Regions from separate parts of the Homo sapiens genome. Here region 1 is linked to region 2. Evidence: chromatin contacts called from ENCODE Hi-C or POLR2A ChIA-PET data. All regions are on one chromosome and are shown on one strand. Each heading gives the region's core, a stretch centred on a gene start or an enhancer-like site at or near the end of the contact. The rest is flanking DNA. Distances are from core to core; before and after follow the strand shown. Region 1 holds the start of CHKA (choline kinase alpha). Region 2 holds the start of SF1 (splicing factor 1).

Region 1 (3,446 bases), core at 719-3,218, 3.3 Mb after region 2:
ACACAACCTGTCAGCCAATTAAAAGAAAATTGGCAGAAAATGACGGAACACGTTCTTTGTTTTTGTTTTTTTGAGACAGTCTCTCTCTGTCAAAGGCTGGAGTGCAGTGGCGTGATCTCGGCTCACTGCAACCGCCGCCTCCCAGGTTCAAGCGATTCTCCTGCCTCAGCCTCCCAAGTAGCTGGGACTACAGGTGTGCGCCACCATGCCCAGCTAATTTTTGTATTTTTAGTAGATATGGGGTTTCACCATGTTGGCCAGGCTGGTCTCGATCTCCCGACCTCGTGACCCGCCCACCTTGGCCTCCCAAAGTGCTGGGATTACAGGCGTGAGCCACTGCGCCCGGCCCGGGAACACATCTTTAAAGGTCTCAATAGAAGGATGCACACACTACGTTGAATGGTTATGTCTTCGGAGCAGAGTGGTGAAAGAAGGTCAGACTTCTGTTAAGTCTGAATACCTACACGCGTACTTCTGTAATTCAAATTTAAGATTAAATATTTTCAAGTTTAAAAAAAGGAAAAAATGGCCGAGCGCGGTGGCTCATGCCTGTAATCCCAACATTTTGGGAGGTCGAAGCGGGTGGATCACCTGAGGTCGGGAGTTCAAGATCAGCCTAACGAACATGGAGAAACCTTGTCTCTACTAAAAATACAAAATTAGCCGGGCGTGGTGGCGTGTGTCTGTAATCCCAGCTACTCGGGAGGCTGAGGCAAGGAGAATCGCTTGAACACGGGAGGCCGTGGTTGCAGTGAGCCGAGGTCGCGCCACTGCACTCCAGCCTGGGGACCAAGAGCGAAACTCCGTCTCAAAAAAAAAAAAAAAAGGAAAAAACATTTCTACCTTACTCTTATTTTAGGAGCCACGCCTCCCACCTTTGTCTAGTAACACAGCTATAGTGATGTCTCTTAGGGGATGAGAAAATGCTACTCCTCCACTAACAATGACTCTTGGAGAGGGAACAAGACATCAAATCGCGAACTCGAAAAACTAACAGAAAAAAGTTAAAAAGTGGTTTGTGTTTTTAAAGCCAGCCACAACACCTTCATTCAAGGCCCTAAACCGCAGAGACTTTCTAGACCTATCTTAAGCGTCAGTACCACACGCACTTCGTGATGGAACGGTATTGTTCTCCTAGAACAGACCCGTTTTCTCATGAAACCGACGTTTTTACAAAAGCCTGTTTGTGGACGGCCTGCGGCGGCCGCGAACCCGCTTCCCTTGGATTACCCAGGGCTGGGAGAAGGAGGGCTTTCGCCGGCTGCGGTCCCCGGTCCCCGGCCTCCGCCCCGGCCCCGGCTCCCCCGGCCCCCGACCCCCCCGGCCCACGCCCCCTGCCCGGACCCCGCCCCGGCCCCGCCCCGCGTCACCTGACTGTCCCGCGGCCCCCAGACCCGGCGCCACCGACCTGATGACACTGATGTGGAACTCGTCCTCGCGGAGGCCCCGCCAGGCGCCGGGCAGGAACTCCTTGCACCACAGATAGGCCCTGCGCCGCGTCCGGGGCTCCGGCTGCTCGTCTGCGGGCGGCTGCGGCGGCGGGGGCTGGGGCAGCGGCAGCGGCAGCGGCAGCGGCGGCGGAGGGGGCAGCGCGAGCGGCGGCTGTTGGCCGCCCAGCTGCTTGGACTCGAGGTCGCTGGCGGCGTCGCGCTGCTGCCCCACGCCGGGCGCCGGGGCCGCGCTGCCGCTACCGCAGCTCAGCAGCAGCCCGAGCGGCGAGGGCTCCGCCTCGCCCCCGGTGCAGAATTTGGTTTTCATGCCCGACAGGCGGCCGAGGAGGCGCGGGCGGCCGCAGCGCGAGAGGACTAGGCTCAGAGTCCGGCCGGGCGCCCCCTCGCCGCTCTCTCACTGGCAGGCCGGCGGGGCAGGGGGCCGCGGCGGTTGGGCGCGCGGGGCGGCGGCGGCGGCTGCGGCGACTGCGGCGACTGTGGAGCGGGGATGTGCTGCTGGCCGCTGCACTCGCTCCTCTGCCGCCGCCGCACGAGGAGCGCCGGCCGCGTCACAGCCCGCCCTCGCGCTCGCCACTGATTGGCCGCCGTCCGCCGGCCCGGCGCATCATAACCGCCGCCGCCCTCGCCACACCGCCTCCCCATTGGCTGCGGCGCCGCCCCCAACCCAGAGCGCTGCGGCCTCCGTGAGCGGGGCCTGGGCGAAGGGGGCGGGGCGTCGAGGGGGCGCCCCGGCGGTCGCAGGGAAGGGGGAGAGGGGAGCGAGGCGCGGGGGGCGCCGGGAGAGCGCCTCCGCGGTGGGACGGAGCCGGACTGGGCCGAGCGAGGGAGGCTCCTGAGCCTCGGAGGACCCCGGGGTTGGCTTTGGGAGCTGAAAGTTTCCTTGGACCCCTCGGAAGCCCCGTGACATCAGAGGCCGGGCCTGGCAGGGGCAGGCAGGAAACGTGTCTGGAGGCTACTGCCCTCTCCGCGTGACCTTGGGCGAGCAGCCTCCTCCTGGGGCTCAGTGGGTGTGATTTTGTAACATTTCCCAGCGCTGCCACAGGCGCGTCTCGCCCTGTCCAACGCGGAGCCCGAAGAATTACTAAGAAACCGAGGTCTGAAGGAGGGAAGAGGTGACGGGCTCGAGGCCACACGGTGGGCCAGGCTGGGCCCGGCTGCACGCCGGCTACCGGGGCCCAGCCCTCTGCACGCCTCCCGCAGCCTCAGTTTCCCTGTCCGTGGTACTGAGGATGCTCGGGCCTAGAAGTTCAGGGCTGGAGGCCCAGGGACCGTCGAGGGAGGGGCATCATCCCCGCCATGGGGCCGCCGCAACTGCCCAGAGCACAGGCCAAAGGTGCGTGCCACGGGGCTACTGGCGTTGTGGACGCTGCCCCTGCCTCCCCATCCCCCGCAGGAAACAGCCTTGTGACCGTGACTAACGCACCTTTGCCGGGGTAGAGGGGCAAGGGCCCCTGCTACCGTTTGCCACACACTGCCCCATGTCCCTCACTGCTCCCGTCCTTCCTAGAAGTGAGGTGCTGATACATATAAAAATTATGGATCCCATTTTATGGGACATGAGCTGAAACAGGAGGTTTCCTGGGCTGCCAGGGGCTTAGGAAATCCAGTGCCTGATACACAGGAAATGCTTCTATGTGGGGAGTTCACAGTCTTCCAGAAGCAAAAATGTTTTTTGGTTTTTTTTTTGAGACGGAGTCTTGCTCAGTCGCCCAGGCTGGAGTGCAGTGGCACGATCTCGGCTCACTGCAACCTCCGCCTCCCGGGTTCACGCCATTCTGCTGCCTCAGCCTCCCGAGTAGCTAGGACTACAGACGCCCGCCACGACGCCTGGCTAATTTTTTTTTTTTTTTTTTTTTTTTTTTTGTATTTTTAGTAGAGACGGGGTTTCATCGTGTTAGCCAGGATGGTCTCGATCTCCTGACCTCGTGATCCGCCCGCCTCGGCCTCCCAAAGTGCTGGGATTACAGGAGTGAGCCACCGCGCCCGGCCGCAAAA
Region 2 (3,213 bases), core at 379-2,878:
GCAGAGAGTGTTAGATAGATACTACATCAACCATGAGTGCTCTGAAATCCCCAGGGGAGACAAAAATACACTGAAGAATCATAGATTTGTAAAGCAGTCCTGATGGGACTGGGGGCTCCACCCACCTCCACTCCCCTCACCAGTCACTTTTGTACGAGAGGCCGGACCACAACTAAACCTAGTTACACCCTACCAAGTGGGAAAAGCCCAATTCTTCAACAAGATCACCTTTGTCTTCATAAGTTTAGCCAAGATCAGCATTCAGTTTTCCTGGCCAGTTGGACACTGAGGGTCTGAACTCTTAAAAGGATCTATCAAAAATTCAACAACCTATACAATAGCAGCCAAGTTCTCCTTTCCCCGTACATAGGCAGAAACTCCCTACATTTGCCACAAAAGAGTCCTTCTATTTCCCAAGGGGTACAGGATCAGAGGGAAAAGCTTTTTAAAACAAAGCGACAGGGCAGCCGATCAGACTGAGATCTAAACATACTGAACAGATTTAAAAAAAAAAACAAACTAAAATTCTCTCCCCAAAAGAGACCAAGAAAGATCAGACCCAACCATCATCTGAAGCATGCCAACCTCTCCCGGATGAAAACCCTGCCTTGCTGTAGAAGCAGAGGAGCTATCCTTGGTACGGTTCCCATTCTGGTTCCTCAAGACCAGAAGGGAGTCGCTGCACGTCATCAGGTGAGGCTTTCACGCCCTGCTGGCATTCACAGCTAGCACCCCGTCCAGCGCTGAACACCCGCCACCCCTGTTCCCGACACCAGCGGACTGGACAGCAATAGTGGGCCCCCAGTCTATACAGTTGCGCCGCACAGCCCGGCCACCTCACTGCGTCTGCGCACAGAGCGCCTCCCGCCCGCCCAGCCCTCCCCCCACAGCGCGCGTGCGCACTCGAGGCCCTAGAACCAGGCCGCGCGCGCCCAGGGGCGCCTCCGCCCGGGCCTCCCCGTGCGCGCACGCGCGCCCCTGCCGCGTGCAGCCGCCGTCGCCGCCGCCGCGCGCCCCTCAGGCGGCCGGGCCCGTCCGCGCGACGCCTCTCGCGCTCTCTCGGCCCGACTCACCTCCTCCGCCGCCGGCCGGGCCCGGCTGCTGGTCCTTACGCGGCGGCTGGGGTGGCGGCGGCTGCGGCGGCGACACGCGCTGGTAGAGCGGCGGCGGAGGGGGCGGCTGCGGCGGCGGGTACGAGGCGCCGGGGGACGGTGGCGGTGGAGGCGGCGGCGGCTGCTGGGGAGGCGGAGGGGGCGGCGGCGGAGGCGGCGGAGGCAGCGCCGCGAAGGGGAAGGCCGCGGTCAGGGCCCCCATCGAGCCCACGGGCGGGGGCGGCGGCGGCCCGGGAGCCAGCAGCCCCGCCCCAGGCCCGGGTGCAGGCGGAGGGCCCGGCTCGAAGCCTCCTTTGGGCCCGGGGAGCGGGGGCAGCCCGGGGGGGCCCAGCTTACCCAACGGCGTGGCGTTCGCTCCGGTCGCCATGGCGCCCCCGGGGACAGGCACCGGCACCTGCTTTTCCTCTGCGGCGGCTTCTCCTTCGCAAGCCTCCCGGGGGGAGGGGACCCGAATGCGCTGCCGGAGCGCGCGGAGCCCGTCCTCTCACGCGGCGGGCGGCGGCGGCGCGAGACGCACAAAGAGGGAGGAGAGAGGGCACCGCGGGGGCGGGCCGGGGGCGGCGGGGCCGGGGCCTGGATTGGGCCGGGCCGAGGCGAAGGGTCGAAATCGGCGGCCTCCGATTGGCGGAGCCTCAGTCCTTCTTGATGCGCGCTGGGATTGGCCGAACCGTTAGGCCAAGCGAGGAAATGGCGGCGGAGTTCGGTGGGCTGGGAGGTGTCGCAGCGCGCACTTCATTTGTTACTGCGTGAACTGAGCTCCGAGTCCAGAAAGGAGGGGATGGGGTGGGGCGAACTCTATGACGGAGCGACGGCGAGCTCTCTCATTGGCTGCGGTGGTGGACTCAATCAATCTCGCCTGCGTTGTAGTGTCGCGGGATTGGCTGTCGCTGGTTCCAGCCTTTTTCTACTCCCCTCCCCCAGGGGGCAGTTTCTCCGGGATTAAGCGAGAGTCGCGGCGGAAAAGGCCCAGCCGGAACGAGATTTACGGCGGGGGAGTCCTGGAGCAGGAAGTGCGCATGCGTAGATGGAGCAAAACCGCCTCTCCACCCGTCTCCCTTCACCATCGACCCTTGGGTCCAGCAAGGAAGCCCTAAGTGACGTCAACCTTTGTTCCCATGGTAACGCAGAACCTTGGGGCGGGAGCAGGGGAGGGGCTGGCGCGCGCCGGAAAACCGGCTCAGTTGACGCTGCAGGTAAAAAGACTTCCTGTTTTTTTGGAAAAAAAAAAAAAAAAAAAAAGTGACCCAAAAAGCTACGAATAGAGACGACTTATCGAAGGATTTAAAACAGTATTTGAACTGATGCAACAACATATTAGATGAAAGGTAACAGAAGGTTGTCAGTTCAAAAATTACAAATACACACTTCTATTGGAATCTCCACGGAGTTCAGAGGATTTAATTAAATGATCTTAAAATCGTATAAAACAATAACTACGGCCGGGCGCGGTGGCTCACGCCTGTAATCCCAGCACTTTGACAGGCCGAGGCGGGCGAATCACAAGGTCAGAAGGTCGAGACCAGCCTGACCAACATGGCGAAACCCCGTCTCTACGAAAAATACAAAAATTAGTTGGGTGTAGTGGTGCACTCCTGCAATCCCAGCTTCCCAGGAGGATGAGGCAAGAGAATCGCTTGAACCCGGGAGGCGGAGGTTGCAGTGAGCCGAGATGGGGCCACTGCACTTCAGCCTGGGTGACAGAGCGAGACTGTCAAAAATAAAAATAAAAATAACTACTACAGTACTGGGAAAACTTTACAAGACGGAGCAGGAGCTTGCCTTTCCAGATGACAAACATAGTATATAAAACACAATAGGCCAGTGCCAAGGCACTGGGAGGCCAAGGCGGGGGGATCACCTGAGGTCAGGAGTTCGAGACCAACCTGACCAACACGGTGAAACCCCCGTCTCTACTAAAAGTACAAAAATTAGCCGAGCGTGGTGGCAGACGCCTATAATCCCAGCTTCTCAGGAGGCTGAGGCAGGAGAATTGCTTGAACCCAGGAGGCGGAGGTGTAGTGAGCTGAGATCGCACCACTGTACTCCAGCCTGGGCAACAGCATGAGACTCCGTCTCAAAAACAAAAAACCACAATAATAAA

What was found. A loop is a pair of places that touch in the nucleus more often than their neighbours do. ChIA-PET counts read pairs that join two places held with the same protein, here RNA polymerase II (POLR2A). Pooled maps may share reads with other maps.
Region 1: a loop to region 2 is called in a pooled map, with 10 times the contacts of the local background. The contact joins the promoter of CHKA here to the promoter of SF1 in region 2. A Hi-C loop is called at or near these places in 1 of 50 pooled maps. POLR2A ChIA-PET finds 5 or more read pairs at or near these places in 3 of 52 experiments (activated CD4-positive, alpha-beta T cell, activated T-cell and naive thymus-derived CD4-positive, alpha-beta T cell).

The regions. Positions count from the first base shown.
Region 1 is chr11:68,119,420-68,122,865 of GRCh38, forward strand. CHKA (choline kinase alpha) reads right to left here and starts at 1,969. Exons shown (of 12, transcript NM_001277.3): 1 at 1,409-1,969. The coding sequence starts at 1,758. CHKA-DT (CHKA divergent transcript) reads left to right here and starts at 2,469. Exons shown (of 4, transcript NR_183630.1): 1 at 2,469-2,784. RefSeq lists enhancers at 1-268, 694-823, 964-1,093, 1,942-2,707, 2,708-3,446 and silencers at 1,244-1,373, 1,944-2,373, 2,724-2,823.
Region 2 is chr11:64,776,914-64,780,126 of GRCh38, forward strand. SF1 (splicing factor 1) reads right to left here and starts at 1,629. Exons shown (of 13, transcript NM_004630.4): 1 at 1,449-1,629. The coding sequence starts at 1,479. RefSeq lists silencers at 774-1,083, 1,344-1,743 and enhancers at 1,406-2,007, 1,984-2,093.